Regions from separate parts of the Mus musculus genome. Here region 1 is linked to region 2. A link is a loop called in an ENCODE intact Hi-C map of the cell type or tissue named here. Cell type or tissue: left cerebral cortex. All regions are shown on one strand.

The links. Peaks named below come from ENCODE experiments on the same cell type or tissue, not always from the same donor. Only the 100,000 strongest peaks of a DNase experiment are listed, where the experiment ranks them.
Region 1: a loop joins it to region 2, with 2.5 times the contacts of the local background. A loop is called at or near these places in 3 of 42 quality-filtered maps.

The regions. Positions count from the first base shown.
Region 1 is chr2:73,724,777-73,732,776 of GRCm38, forward strand. The region is part of intron 1 of Chn1 (chimerin 1); the gene reads right to left. Among named protein-coding and RNA genes, the nearest start is that of Chn1, 47 kb to the right of the region's middle. In left cerebral cortex, no CTCF peak of the experiment used is centred here; DNase peaks (open chromatin) are centred at 3,299, 4,520 and 7,486; H3K27ac peaks cover 1,080 bases.
Region 2 is chr2:73,657,124-73,665,123 of GRCm38, forward strand. Chn1 (chimerin 1) reads right to left here. Exons shown (of 13, transcript NM_001113246.2): 7 at 2,557-2,634. Among named protein-coding and RNA genes, the nearest start is that of Chn1os3, 65 kb to the left of the region's middle. In left cerebral cortex, a CTCF peak has its summit at 3,800; DNase peaks (open chromatin) are centred at 188, 1,048, 1,798, 2,148 and 2 more places; H3K4me3 peaks cover 3,786 bases; H3K27ac peaks cover 4,006 bases.

The sequences.
Region 1 (8,000 bases), 68 kb after region 2:
TACAAAAATGAAGGAAGAATATGTCCTCACTCAGGACAGGAGACAGCAGAAGCTCCACGTCAGTATTTGTTCTGCCCCTGCTTCAAGTATTTTCTCTGTCTGAGCTGAGCCAATTTGTATCCTTTCCATGGAGCAAATCATGATGGCACCTGTGCAAGTTAATTCAGTGGATGCTGGTGGGTCGTTCGAATTAAGGGACCATGAAAGCCAGCCATCTGGGAGCACTATGCTTACACTGTCCATAGCTTCTCATCCTTATCTCTTCACAACCCCCATCTTCTTCAGTGACCCTCCTCTCAGCTGCCTTAGCTCCCTACAGTTTCTGCTCTCTGGAATTCTTCAGTCAAGCTCCTGCTGCAACAGCTGCTGTTACAGCTGTCAGCACTGCTGCAATCATCCCCCTCCCCTCCTTTTGCTGTTAGCACCTAAGCCTGCCTTACCAACAAGGATCACAAGCAAGCAAGAAAAGACCACTCGGGACTTCTTTCATTGGCCCCCTGTTTGAGTACCAATAAGCAGGTCTGGAGGTTTGATTGAAGCTGATTCAAAATGTAATCTCAATAGAGATAGAAGGCCTAGTGGGATGTAAATGGAGGATGTATTTATGCTAGTCACAATAAGCTTCCACTTCCACCGCCTTTCATACCAACCAGGCACAAGTCCTAAACTATATCAGTCACTGCCTTCTTGCTAAGGGGGAGTCCACCGCTTTCCATCCTGACTGAGCTCACAATGTTTACCAGTGCCTCAGGAAGAATTGAACCCCTGTAACCTGTTATACAACCTCTTCATTTACAGAATTATTGCTAAAGTCAGGGACAGCATTTTTGGGGGACCCTAAACTCTTATAGGAAGAAAAAGATAACACCTCAATCAATTTCTGGCTGGGCAGTGGTAGTGCACACCTTTGATCCCTGCACTTGCAGAAGGATCTCGTGAGTACCAGGCCAGCATGGTCTACAGAGCAAGGTCCAGGACAGCCAAGATTACACAGAAAGACCCTGTCTCAAAAAAAATTGATTTCTGAAATTAAAAATTAAAAAGTATGTCACAAGTTTGGAGCTGTGTCAAAAGGATGAACCATCTAGAGCCTGCCATATCCAAGGTTCCATCCCATAATCAGCTTCCAAACGCTGACACCATGTCATATACTAGCAAGATTTTGCTGAAAGGACCCAGATATAGCTGTCTCTTGTGAGACTATGCCAGGGCCTAGCAAACACAGAAGTAGATGCTCATAGTCAGCTATTGGATGGATCACAGGGCCCCCAATGGAGGAGCTAGAGAAAGTACCCAAGGAGCTAAAGGGACCTGCAACCCTATAGATGGAACAACATAATGAACTAACCAGTACCCTGGAGCTCTTGACTCTAGCTGCATATGTATCAAAAGATGACCTAGTCGGCCATCACTGGAAAGAGAGGCCCATTGGACTTGCAAACTTTATATGCCCCAGTACAGGGGAACGCCAGGGCCAAAAAATGGGAATGGGTGGGTAGGGGAGTGGGAGGGAGGGTATGGGGGACTTTTGGGATAGCATTGGAAATGTAAATGAGGAAAATACCTAATAAAAAGTATTAAAAAAAAAAGTATGTGTCACACAAAGGCCCTGTATCAAGTCCCAGGAATAAGAGGCATACACGCATGAAGAAAATTGATCTTTAAGAAGGATTAATTTATGTGATTATATTTTAACTTAAAAAATAAATTTAATTAATAATAAAACATTTTAAGTTACAAAGAAATATTAAGTGAAAATGGTAATTGAGAGCTCCAGCAAAGACTTCCATGCTTATTAGATGGGACAGACCTGACACAGCCTAAGGCGGATGCTACCAGTATCTCTGGCCTCAGCCTGCCTCCACATTACATTGTTATGTAATTCCACCATCGTTGCTGTGACCCTGGTCATGGTTTGACAGCAACCTATCCTATCAGAGTCATACAGTAGCTATCAACCAACAGGGCAAAGTTAGACTTCAATTCTGGCAAATAATAGCAAACAAACAAACAAGGGCAAGATAGTGTATAGGCTCAGTACCGCCAGGCCTGATACCCTGCATAACCAAAAGCAAAGGAAGCCCTTCTGAACAGGCACTTGCCCAGCACCCATGAAGCTCTGGATTCCATCCCTAGGTCTGGAGGTGGAAGAAGTGGGGTCACAGACAGACCAAGAATGACTGAACTTGACAAAAACGCCCAACAGTCAGAAATTAAGCTAAATAACTACAATTGGGAAATAGCTTTACTACGTAAGACTCCATCTTTTTGTTAGTCTGTTTTCTAAAATAGTTTAAGCCTTATAAACTAGTGCTTGTCAATCTTACTGGCTTCAGAATCTGGATTCTAAAAAGTTATTAGTATCTGTTGATTTAAGTTGAGTATCCATTATCCAAAATGCTTGGGATATTCAGTGCTTCAGATTTCAGATCCTGTCACACACGGAACACTGACACACACAGAGTAAGATGTCTTGGGGATGAGACAAGTCTAAACACAAATGTCACGATGTTTCATATGTACCTTACACACAAACTAAAGGTAATTTTATATGTTTACAGCATCTGCTTTGACTACAGCCTGTCACAAGAGATCAGGTATGCAAATTTTCATGTCTGGCATCTAGTCAGTACTCAAAAACGGTTGGATTCTGGATATCAGCCTTTTGAGTTAGGGGACTCCAACTATGAGTAATGGTAATCATATAAAAAAATTGAAACAAAAATTCTGGTAGTATTTTTCAGTTCATTTAAAAATAATAAATGCAGACTCAGCAAGTAAAGCAATAGTCAAGCAAGCCTGACAACGCCGTGAGTTTGACCCCTGGAGCTCACAGTGGAAGGAGAGAACACAATCCTAAATGTTGTCTTCTAGTTAGAGGTGGTGGCACATACCTTTAATCCCAGCGCTTGGGGGCAGAGGCAGAGGCAGGTGGATTTCTGAGTTCAAAGCCACCCTGGTCTACAGAGCAAATTCTAGGACAGTCAGCACTACACAGAGAATCCCTGTCTCAAAGGTTAGGGGAAGTTGTCCTCTGCCTGCCACCATGTGCTATGCTAAGATGTGCCCATCATTATACATGATAATGATAGATAACAAGATTATTACATATTTTTATGAAAACATTATTTTCCAAAAAGAACTGATCATTCTTGGAGAATGATTTGCTGCTGTTGGAGAATGGAAGTGGAGAGTCCTTGTCTTCAGTGATGTGGCCACTGGTGAGTCCCCATGGTCCAGTGGACACAGTCATACCCATACTCATGCGTAAGGCCCTGAATTCAGTGAGTCACCACACAAAAACAAAAGCTGGGAAACGTGGGAGGAAGTCTTGCAGGGAGAGGAGGAGGGATAAGGAGAGTGAATGGTGGAAAAATACATGGAATCAGTGCACTACATACAAGAAAGAAATTGTCAAAGTCTAACTTAAAGAGGAAAAAAATCTAAGAAGAAAACAAATTGGCTTCACACTTAGCAAATCATTTTAGTGTTGATCCTGGTTATCAGACATCTAGGCATCCTATCTATACCAATGGTTACACTGCAGCACGTCATGCAGCTGCTAGAAGATTCAACTATATGAGTAAGGATAGATGTCTTACAATTACATGCAAAATAGTTTTAACTCTGAGGATTCTGGGCCTCTGGGTTGCACTCTGAAAATGATGATTCTAAATCACCATTTCTTTAATGTATTGAGAGTACAGGATAAAGTGAGGTAAGAGATCTTCCACCTGATAAGACACATATAAATAAACTAATGGGAAAAGAGAGGATTGGAAACCCTGTGTTTCTTTAGCACAGAGCAGTAGCTAATTGAAATAGAGTTATCAAGAACCAAGAAGCAGTAGATTCTGATCTCCATGGGTGTCTTAAAAGCTCTGGCATCTTTCTAATTGCATCAGAATATCTGCCCAGACAAAGAGCACAAGTGCATGAGACTCCCGTCATTAGAGCACAACTGGGAACGAGAACCAGACAACATATGACTCGTGAACAGCTTTAAACACAGCCCAGGCATGGTGCAGGTGACAAGCACGAGGGAAATCAGAGACAGTCTACAGAACAGAAGAAACATTTATAAACTATAGCCTGGCAAAGAAGTAACATGCAGAAGCTAACCATGATGGCTCATGTCTACGATGGGCAGCTAAGGCAAGAGGATTATGATGTCAGGGCTAGCCTAGACCATATGGTTGGATTCTGTATCCCAAAACAAGGCAAACTGACATATTTAGAATATGTAAGGAGCTCCAAGAACTCATCAGCATAAATCCACATGACTCAATTCTGAAAATAAGTGATAATCCTAAATAGGTATTTCTCAGAAGACATCTAAATGGCCACTATAAAACACTTGACATCATTAACCATGAGGGGATAAAATAAATTATTTTAAAATTTTAAACAAAACTGCACAGATTTAACTATTTGTATAATCAGGAAAACATGGAAACTGATCAGGCAAACCAGCCTTTAACAAAGCCCACAGGGGACTTGGCAAAGGCTCCCACTGTGAGGTTCGGAAGAGCACTCAGCTCTGTGATGCACTCACACATAGTAAAGTGCTGCCTCTCTTTGCAATCTTCTACTTCCTGTTATATGACTGTATATGTCAAGCTTTTGTTACAGAAAAAAAACAAAGATTCTTAAATTTCCCTTGATTTTGACTAGCTCCTAGAACTGTGAGCTAAAAAAATTCAGATGGATTTTTTAAAACCTAGAGGTAAACATTTTTATAGGACTTAGTGTTACATGTTTTTGCTTCATGGAATCTCCCACGTTGTCTTTTTCTGTACATTCAAATACTTTAGGATACCCATTTCCCCTTAAATAGTAAAATATTTCAAGATATTACCTGTGTCTATAGGCAGAAATTCTAAAAATCCACAGTAAAACAGCTTGGATAATTCTTTTGATATTTTGTATTAGTAACTTAATTAGGGCATCTTAGGAGATATTTTTCAAAAGTGTTCATTTAGTGGTTGGCAGGACTCAATCTATTTATAAATACCCTAATGTCCTGATTATTTGAGATTGAAACAGTATATGACTGAATCTTTATATTTTTTCCAGTTAGACTCTGTTTGTATTTAGCATATTGTAATTAATATATCTTTTAACAACACTGATAGATGTTGTTATAAGATGGCTGAATTTGGAAGAAAATTTGTTTCAACTATCTAATTCTTTTATCAAATCTAGCTCTGTATAACATTACATGCTCTTTTATTCTTTGGTTTAAGAGGCTGAACTTGCTAAACTTTGCATTTGAAAGGCTAAGTGGTCCCCTCCGGAACAGATTGGAATGGAATGCCGTATTTACACTGGTCCTTTTAAAAGGTTCAAGTCAAACAACTTTTAATCCATAGAATGGATATTCTTTAAAAGACAACATTCAATTTTAAATAAAGTTTACACTAATGATTCATGAACACTTTAAACATATTTATTCAGGTTGCCTCTGACTTTAAAATAATTAATTGTGACTTCTGTAATAATATTTACAGCTGGAGATGTAGCTCTGATGGTAGAATCTGGTGTGCACAGGGCCTGGGTTCCACCCCAGCACCATATAATCCATAACGCAGCACTCAGAAGGCATATCCAGAGGGTCAAAAGTCCAAGGCCTGTCTCAGATACACAGATAACTCAAGACTGGCCTGGGATACAGAAGACCCAATCCAATTTTAAAGTAAGTCTAGCCAAGAAAAACATTTACTGACAAAAAAACAAACAAACAAACAAACAAAAAAAACCAAAAAAGCAAACAAATGAACAAACAAAAAAAGGCATTTCTTCCATGAACTGTTTTAATCTAAAATGACAAGGCACTGATGATGAGCCCCGCCCACTGTCACTTTGTTCTATATAGTATCAGGGTGATGGTGAGCCCCGCCCACTGTCACTCCTTTGTTCTATACAGTATCTGGCAAAAATAATGACACGACCACAAAACTCTGTTGTAATAAAGTGAGCATTTTGAGCAAGAACATTTGGACAATAAATATCAAATGAGTTACTGTCAGTGCTTGAGAGAGTCACAGGAAAATAAACCTTTACAAGCAGTTTCCTGGAAATCAGTTCACAGTAAATAAAAGGGTTTCAATAGTATATACAATTTAAAACTAGCAAGAAAGCATTTAAATTTGAGCTTTGCTAAAATTCTAGATGCTGAACATCTTAGCTGTATATTTTTCCTAGAAACTGATTCAAATTGTGGAAAAAAGACATTTCAACTAAAATAATTAAAATTCAGCCTGCAAAGTCATGGCCAAATCCGGTCAGTTAATTCATCTCAGAAGTAGTCAAACCAATTAAGCCAACAATTGACAAGTAGCATTTCATAAATCCCACTAAAAATCTTCTAAACAAAGTAGGTTATGGTGGCACACACCTTTGATCCCAGCACTCAGGAGGCAGAGACAGGTGGATCTCTGTGAGTTGGAGGCCAGCCTGGTCTACAGAGAGAGTGAGTTCCAGAATATCCAAGGCTCCACAGAGAAACCCTGTCTCAAAAAAACAAAACAAAACAAACAAACAAAAAATAAAACAAATAAAAACTTTTTGTTTATTTAAAGATTTATTCATTAATTGATTTTTATGTATATGAGTACACTATAGCTGTCTTCAAATGCACCAGAAGAGGGCATCAAATCCCATTACAGATGGTTGTGAGCCACCATGTGGTCGCTGGGAATTGAACTCAGGACTTTCGGAAGAGCAGTCAGTGCTTTTAACCGCTGAGCCATCTCTCTAGCCCCCAAAACTTCTAAACAACAAAAGAAGCAATCAACTGTGTAGAGAGGAAACCCACACACAGGAGAGAATCTCTGCTACCTATACATCTAACAGAAGATGGAAACCCAGAACATACAAGGAAATTCAAAACCAAGGAAACAAACTAAGCAGATGATCTGTCCACTTATCTGGGACTTGAACAGAGAGTTCTCAAAAGAAGTAAAACAAACAAACAACAACAACAAAAACTAAGAAATGCCTCAAAAATGTTCACTGTTTCTAGACATTATGGAAATGTAAATTAAATAACTTTAAGATTCATCTTACCCAGTCAGAATGGCAAAGATCAACAAAACAAGGAGCAACAAATGCTGGAGGAGATGAGGGTAAAAGGGAAGCTTCATTCACTGTTGGAAGCATTGCAACTGCAACAGCCACATAGAAATCAGCATGGAGGGGCTGGTGAGATGGCTCAGCAGGTAAGAGCACCCGACTGCTCTTCCGAAGGTCCAGAGTTCAAATCCCAGCAACCACATGGTAGCTCACAACCATCCGTAACAAGATCTGACTCCCTCTTCTGGAGTGTCTGAAGACAGCTACAGTGTACTTACATATAATAAATAATAAATCTTAAAAAAAAAAAAAGAAAGAAATCAGCCTGGAGAATTCTCAAGAAGCTAAAAAATAATTCTGCCACATGACTCAGCTATACCACTCCTTGGCATATGCCCAAAGGAGTAGGCATCTACTCCATGTGTTCAGCCATGTTCCCAATAGCTTAGAAGTGGAAACAACCTAACTGTCCTTCAACTGAATGGATAGTGGAGTGTGGTACAAAGGGCTGGAAAGTTGACTCAGTAGTTAGCCAGGTGGTGATGGGGTCCCAGCACTTAGGAGGAAGGGGCAGGTGGATCTCGAAGTTCAAGACCAGCCTGGTCTACAGAGCAAGTTCCAGGACAACCAGGGCTCCACAGAGAAACCCTGTCTGGGCATGAAGGGGGTGGGGTGGGTGGAGGAAGCATTGGCTGTTTCCCCAAAGAACTATGGTTTAACTCCCAGGATCCACATGGCAGCTCACAACTATCTGTAACTTCAGTCCCAGGGAATCCAACATCCTCCTTTCTGTCTTCTGCTGGCAGGAGGCATACTTATGGTACACATACATATATGTAGAAGTACTCACAAACATAATTTTTAAAAATGAAAGAGTGGTACATACGTGGAAATACTAATCAGCTGTTAAAAAAATGAATTTTTCA
Region 2 (8,000 bases):
GAGAGGGAGAGGAGGGGTCGGGAGGAGAGGAGAAGGTTACATAACAGTAGAATCCATTTTTTCACTTTCTCCTACAAATCCCCAGTCACAGGGTACAGCTGCTCTGAATGGCTCCCTCCTTGGTGAGTGCTTGCACCAAAGGTAACCGGTGCTCTTGCATTCACCCCGAAATAAGATCTGACAGCTGTGCACTCTGCACCGAGCAGCATTACGTAAGAAGCAGCTCAAGAGGCAAAGCACAGGGAAAGGAGGCTTTGGTGAGGCGGAGGTCACTGGGAAAACACTCCACTGAGAGAGCACTGCAGGCAGACCACATGACGGGCTATCATGGAAACTGTTCTGTTTCCCACAGTAGCTGACTGCACGTGTGTACCAGAGGCAGTGCCCTTCTATGCCAGCATCTGCATGGACTGAGTTCCTGCTAGAGCTGCAGGTCTTTCAGGGATATTCGCCCAAGTCAAGCAGGACCCTTTCTTTTTTCTTTTCTTTCTTTTTCTGAAAACATTTTTGAACATGTTACTCCACAGGCACATTTTAAAAAAAACCTGTTATTTTAATAGGAGGAGTCAAACTCTGAGACTTCTGAACCTTATTAGTGATGCTAAACACTGTGAGAATACTTCACTGTCCCACAGAAAACCCTTCTTGACATGGACTGTTAATGAACAGGCCTCAGCTGGGTTTCATCTGCTAGCTCCAGAGAAAGAAGTCTTCCACATTTTATGTTCTTAAAACAAAATAGAAGAGAAAAAAAACCCCAAAATAAACAAAAACAAGTATGCTGAGGCCAGGGTAGAGCTCACTGGTATAGTGTCTGCCTGGCAGGCACAAGGTTCTAGGTTCAGGCTCCAGTTCTGGTGGTGGCCAGGGTCACAATCAGTCACAGTTAATACTTTCTGGATGTGCAGGATTTACTTCTTATAAAGCTATGTGAAAAAAACCTAAAAGATACAGTCTTCAGGAGAGGGGAAAGTATATGCTTGTTCATGCAAATCCTTCAACAGACCCGGCTGCTTCCAACCAATCCTGCTCAGCAGCATTTGCAGAACCTGACTTAGCACTAAGGGATCATGTCATAGGCCGTCTTGCCTAGCAGATGCACCTCTTTGAAGATGCTTTGGAAGTCCCAGGATCTCTAGACTCTGCAGATGGTTCTTCCCTTCTAACTTAATAGGCACTTACGGGCCACTTTCCTGGGAAAAGTCCTGTAAGATCAGGCTATAAATCACCAAAACTCAGCAGCCTACAGGTATTTATTGATTTGTTTACTTATTTATTTTTGGTTTATAAGTGGACGATGTGGCTAAGGCTGGATGTACATATTTCCATTTTCTGCCAATTTTTGATTTATTGAACTGTCTCAATTCCATTTTAAAACAAAAATATTGGTTGAAAAGTAACCCCCAAATAGTATGAAGACTACAATCTATTCCTCAGTATAGAAAACGCAGAGTATACTGAGGCATGTTTGTTGTTTTGTTTTTTAGCATGAATAAAATAAATGCTGGTGTTAAAAGTCAGGATGGATTATAAATCTGGATAAAGTCCCTTAGTAGAGAGCCTGGTGCACTCTATATGCTGAATAAATGTTAAATAAATTAACAGATAACCCCCACACACACACTTCCAGGCCTAACACCTTTTTTTTTTGCAATCAAATATTTCCATTCGAACATTAATGATACTCTGTGTAAACTGAATATTCTTGAGTCTTAAGACAACTTTTAACTATCAGGAAGTTACTATAAAATGCTGGCTCATCTGCCTGCTGAGTGTAGCTGGGTCTCCTTACACATGACTTCAAGTTGCATATCCCCTGATTTAGCATGTAAAGAGCACAACTTCAAGGCCTTATACCATGAAGTAAGTACAGGCAAGATATATGTGTGTGTGTGTGTAGATATATAGATATATATAATCTTCATAAAGGAAGATTCAGGTACACTGCATAAAACATGTTACAGCAGGAATTAAAAACAATATATGCAAGGTGAAAGTCACCACAAAGAGACGCAGGGAAGCTGCCAGTCACAGCGTCTATGGTCCCAGGGCAGCAATCCTCTTATTACTGTGGTCAATGTATTAACGGAAGGAGGAGAGAAGACAGAAACTACGGGAAATGCACACCATCTGCTCACTCCAGATGCGACTGAACATGCCTGCTACAGCAAAGCCTCGGACAGAATCGGACAGATAAGACTTAATCCCTTTCTGAAATCACCAACAGAGGTAGATACATTGCAAAACAGATACATGCAAGGCCAAACTAATGATTAGAGACCTTTATAACATCGTCAAGACTTAGCAGTGTGTACAGTGATTACAGAGAACATTGTCACAGCACCCGAGAAAACGGGGCTGGATTTCTATGAGCTCTATTTAGCTCTACCTTAAATAAAATCAGGATTTAAACATGTCCTTTCCTTGAATAGCAAGAACATTTCAGTCAAATCACCTTAATTTTTCAAAGGCATCCAAAGATGAGCCTGTAACACTGCACACTCCAAGCACTGAGCATTCTTTATGAGAAAAGGCCAGAAACAAAAATACTCTTACCTTGAAATTGTGAACCTTTTCATATTTTGGAATTTGTTCATTTTCTTTCAGAGTTGCTCTTCTAACAAGTGATGTCAACTGCGAATAAGCAAAGAGTTTCAGAGGTTGCCAGATTGTCACAGATGACTTTTGAGAGCCCAGTTTCATTCCCAAGGCTGCTATCAGTAAGCCTTGCTGCCGGCCCTCGGGTTTTGCTTTGTGGACTGTGGCTCTGTTAGCTTTCCTCCCCGACCAAGACTCTTTGGATGGCATTCTGATATTCAACGGAATAGAAAGACAAAAACCAAAAAACCCTGTGTCAGCCTGCGACTGCCGGTGAACTCTACTCAGCTAGCACATGAGCATGCTGCAGCCAGCTCCGAGCCCTAACCTAGAGAGCCGTGGCCACGCCACGCACCAGAGCACAGGGAGGTGCAGGAGAGTGATGAAGCACTTCTTCACAAGGCCGATTTAACACACAAATTCTCTCTTCCTTTTATAACAGGGCTCTATATTTAAGCTTCTGAAAACTTAAGAGTCTGCAGAGGAAATCAGTCTGTGCTACCATACAAAGCATGCAGCATCTCTCCTTGGGAGTCCTTTTTTAAAAAGCCTGACAATTGTGACAAATGACACATTGCTGAAAGCTTTCTTCTCTGCTCAACACGTCAATGTCCATTCTGAATGAGAGATGCCTACATACAGCCTGCAGTCAGTCGCTAGCAACAGACACCCGGCGAACTCACTTGCAGGAGGGGGAGAAGAGGGAGGGATTTGCAGGGGGAAGCAAGACTAGACTGGCCACAGGAAGAGCCGAGACAACCAATGAAAACCCAGTAGCAGTATTTAAGTACTGTGTTCCTCAACTCGCTCTTTCCCCCCTCCTCTCATGCAAGATTTTTCTTGCTGGCTCAAGGAAAGAAAAAAAAATATCTGTAGAAAGGTAATGAGCAATGAGTGAGTCCCACACTAAAGGCAGAGGAAATCAGCACATACCAAGGGTTGTAATTAAGAGCAAAACTAGCCAAACAAATCAATGTCTGCTAGGTAGACTCTGAGGGCCAGCCCACGCCTCTGCATGTCATGTGTGGAATGAGCTGCCCCACTGGGGTGAACCCAGACTTCTTTTTTGCGCATTGGGGGTGAGGCCGCTTAACTGACCTCCAGTTTTATTAAAGGTGAACAAAAAATAGCTACATATTTTGATGAAGAAAAACAGGACTTTAAGTGTTGCATTTTCATCCAGAATAGAAAGCATGCGTGTGGCATGGGTGACATCCGCTAGTGGGCGGCTTTGTCTACACTGTGCATTTGGCTGTAGATCTACACTTAATACACCAATATGCTAGAGCCTAGTTTCCTAGTCCCAATACTTTTTTTGTTCAGAGACTGAGGCTAGAGGAGGGGAGCTAAGAATAATGCGGAAGCACGGGCCCCCGACGCAGTGTGGCCGTGCTTACCAGACCCTGCCTTCAGCTGTATAGAAGGGGCTACTGGCTGAGAAACTCAAACACAATTCTATTCAAGAGCAATGCTATAGCTCCCTAAGGGGCTTCTCCCCATCTGAACCCCCACAGAATCTCACATGTAGCCCTGGCTGTTCTGGAACTCACTATGTAGATGAAGCTCACCTTAAATTTCCTGAGATCTGCCTGCCTCTGCCTCTGGAATGCTGGGCTCTCAAGGCATGCGCCATTACACCTGGCTTCAGTGTTTTCCATTTGGTTTTCTAACCATCTCTCATCTGTTTCCTTGTCTTTGCTATATAATTTATCTTAAGATTCGAATGCTACATTGTATTTAAGGAATTTAAAATTCTGGATTTAAATGAACGGGGGTGGTGGGGGGAGGGAGGTGGTAGCTGGAGGCTGTAGGTTAGCAGCAGAACCATGTGTCTGGAATGTACAAGGACCTGGATTTGAGTTTTAGACCAAAACCAAACCAAAGCAGAAATCCAGTCAATTGACCACTATGCACACATTTCAGATTTTATAAAATATAGGAATTATTCCAATGAAAACGCTAATTTAATTAAGATATGAGTCATCCTTAAATTATATTAAGATATTGGAAATAATGAGTGCTGTGTATGTGCGTGCATGTGTGCTTGTGTGTATCTGTAAAGGCCAGAGATCAATGACTATCTCAGGTGATAAGGTGTAGCACTTTCTTGTTCTCAAATAGTGTCGCTCAATGAAGATGAAGCTCACTGGTTTGGCCAGTCTGATTGGCCAATGACCTTAATGAGCAATAGGGCTCTGCTTGTCTCTGCTCCCTGGCCTAGACACACTATGCCACACCCAGCTTCTATGTGGGTGCTGGGATCTAAACTCAGGTCCTGATGTTTGCACAGAAAGTACTTTACCTCTTTATTCTTTTTTTTCTGTACTGGAAACTGAATGCAGGGCCTCAGCCATGCTAGTCAAGCACCCTCCCTGGGAATCATACTATATTCCCAGATCTTTGTGGTTTTAAATTAAGCAAATAAAAGAGAGATATTAGCATTACTCTATGCACATTTCAGTTTCACAAGTTTAGCTTCAGATGATTGATAAGAGATTATAAAATGATACGACTGAGAGGAGGCACATTGGACAAAGCTTTCTTGCCTAACATAAGTGATTCTTCAGCTCTAGCCTAGTTAGTCATGTGATGACTGGAAACACAGTGTCAGTTAAGTCCTTGGACACATTCAGCTGAAAGTCATGTTGACCCAGTCCTCAGTGGACACACACACAAAATTCCCAAAGGCAAACATAGTGGCATTTGTTTTCAACAATGTACAATTCTAACTTAGAGAAAAGAATTATGGGAGTAACCCGTAATTGTTGGTATGTTTGTTTTCTGTCTTGAACATCTTAGCCAAGTTCCTATTAGCCCTTGTGCTTCAGTTAAAATAATTAAAATCCAACTATGCACAAAATTACCCATAGTAAACTTTCTTAGAAAGATGCATGGCCAGGTAAAGTGAACATTGTGTCTAGAAATAAAGTTTATTATAAACTCGGCAGAGTTTTACTGTCTTTGTTAGTTTTTCTATTAAGCAAGACATGCTGGGTTAAATTACAGCTTGGGTAGTAACAAGACCTTGAAGGAGAAAGAAAATAACACTGTAGGATGACAAACCAAGTACCTGTCAAGTGTGTGACCAGTAGTGTGTCTGCAGTGTGAGAACTGCACTTCTGAGTTGGTTTTGGAGACCAACTTTAAGTAACAAAGGTGCAAACTCAGAAACTCTGAGCTTCTATAAATGTTCTAATGTTCTAGACAAATGTCTGTCATTGTGCTTGCATGTACCTGGCTACTTCTGCCTTGTTAAGTGAATAGACTGTTAATGATGGCTACACTTTGTCAGTGAGTGCTTACGTACCATGCTCTCTGCTGATTACATGCACAGTCTCATGAATCCACAGATAAACCTTGTAAGCCATATGAATAGTATCCTCATTTTGTACTTCCAAGAACTGACACTCACAGAGGCTAAATCCCCAATGCTGTATAGACAGCTGGGAGGGAGCAGAGCTGAGATCCTAGTGTACCATGTCCACACTGTGAGAAAATAAGATGAACTATGAAGTTGGGGGGGGGGGCACTTTTTTACTCATTGGTTCATCTGCTTATTTACCTTCAATTTCAAAGGTTAGTAACAGACCACAAGAGCAGCAATAATAACGGTGAAGTAAAGGAAAAGTAATAGATGTTTCCTCAAGTTTAACTCGAAGTTGGTGGAGTGAGAGACATAGTTGTCAGGGTTCAACCCAAATACAACTTCATCCGGGAAGCCTTGAAAAACATACATGGATTAGGTGTGACTTTGCTCATCTGTAAACCTACGAGTCCTTTGCTTGTTTGTTAATTTTAAGACATCATATTCACCCTGTGAACTGTAATAACAACCTCCCTGGCAAGATCAGCCCATGGTTTCAGCAGTAGCATGAATGTTGCGGGTGGGGGTAGGGGTGGTAACCAACTGCTTTCTGGTTGGACTTAAGGCCCACTCCACAATAGAAGACAATGCACCTGGTACTATAAATCTGACCAAGAACCTATGCCTGGAGAGTTCACAGGCCCCAGAAGTGAGCCTATTACTATTTTCTGCTAAATGGCCACAGTATCAAACTGCTCTCTAAATTCATTTCTCTCGCTATAGATCAGGGCATCTTTCAGAACTCATTAGAGAGGTGTCTTTGTACAGTGGAGAGTGGTTAATGTGGGAACTCATAACTGGTCAAAGTGCAGAGCACAAGTGTGGAACATTTAGGCACAAATGTGACATGTGCACCCCATGTTGTAAATCTGTGGTTTTTCTGCACAGCCCCACTACGTTGCACAGCATGACTTTACCACAGGTTTGAGTCTCACTGTACATGTGAACTTGGCACCATGCAATCTTCCATATGTTGCAATGCCAAAGAGTACTATAAGGAACACCTTGTCTCAGATTTGAGACAACTGCATACTGGAAATCAATATTTTTACTGTATGGCAAAGTTTCCTGTTCTTATAGAAACTTAATGGTTTAATTAACCAAATGACTTTTTATAGCTATTCATCAGCATGTATCAAATTAGTGTGTCTGTGAACTGTATCAAGTTAGGGGCACATCCTCATTGGCATGCAAACTTGCCTTCTTGCTAATAAATGGTAAAATTACAAATATCCCAAAGAATTATTTTAAATTTTTATGATTTATTATCTGTGACATATAATAGTAAATATATATGCTCATATTAAAATTAAAATTATAAAGTATTACAATATAATATGGTTGGTAATAATAAAAATAAGCATATAAATAAAACATCTACATATTTATTTTGTATATCTACATACCCAAGATTCTCTAGAAATTTCTTGGGTACAAGTGACAAAGCTTAGCAAACACTGGTCCACAGCACACAGCACGTCTGGACACGGCCCTTCCTACTGTGTATGCCACTCATCCAGTCCCCACTCTAGCTCTAATCAGATCTTTTTAAAGGCATATGACAGTGACAGGGATGCCAGTGAGGAAGCAAGGTTGGAAGGAGGATGAGAAACTGGAAGAGAAGGGGACAGAATTCAGTAAGGAGTAAAGACTACTTGCAACCCTGCTTAGTGTCCCCATGGCTGTCACAACCACCTGAAAAGTACAAAACAATGTCAGTAACTTCATCTGACAAAGAAACTAGTGACTTGCTCCCAGCCAGACAGCAGAGGGGAAAGTCTGCGTCTGAATCCCCGTCTTTGATCTCAAGGTCCCTGTTATGGTTATTAACAGGTTGTGAAAGTCAGGGTCTGGGAAGGGGACTCTGATATTCTGATTCCATAACAAAAACCAGAAAGAGTGGCTTCGGTGGGAGTCCAAACTGGTAGTGCACAAGGCCTATATAAGATTATTCTTGGTGGAAGAACCGGTGGTAGCTAGGTTTTACTTAGAGCAAGAGTCTTTGGGCTATCTTCAGAACTGACTCTGCCCATCCTTG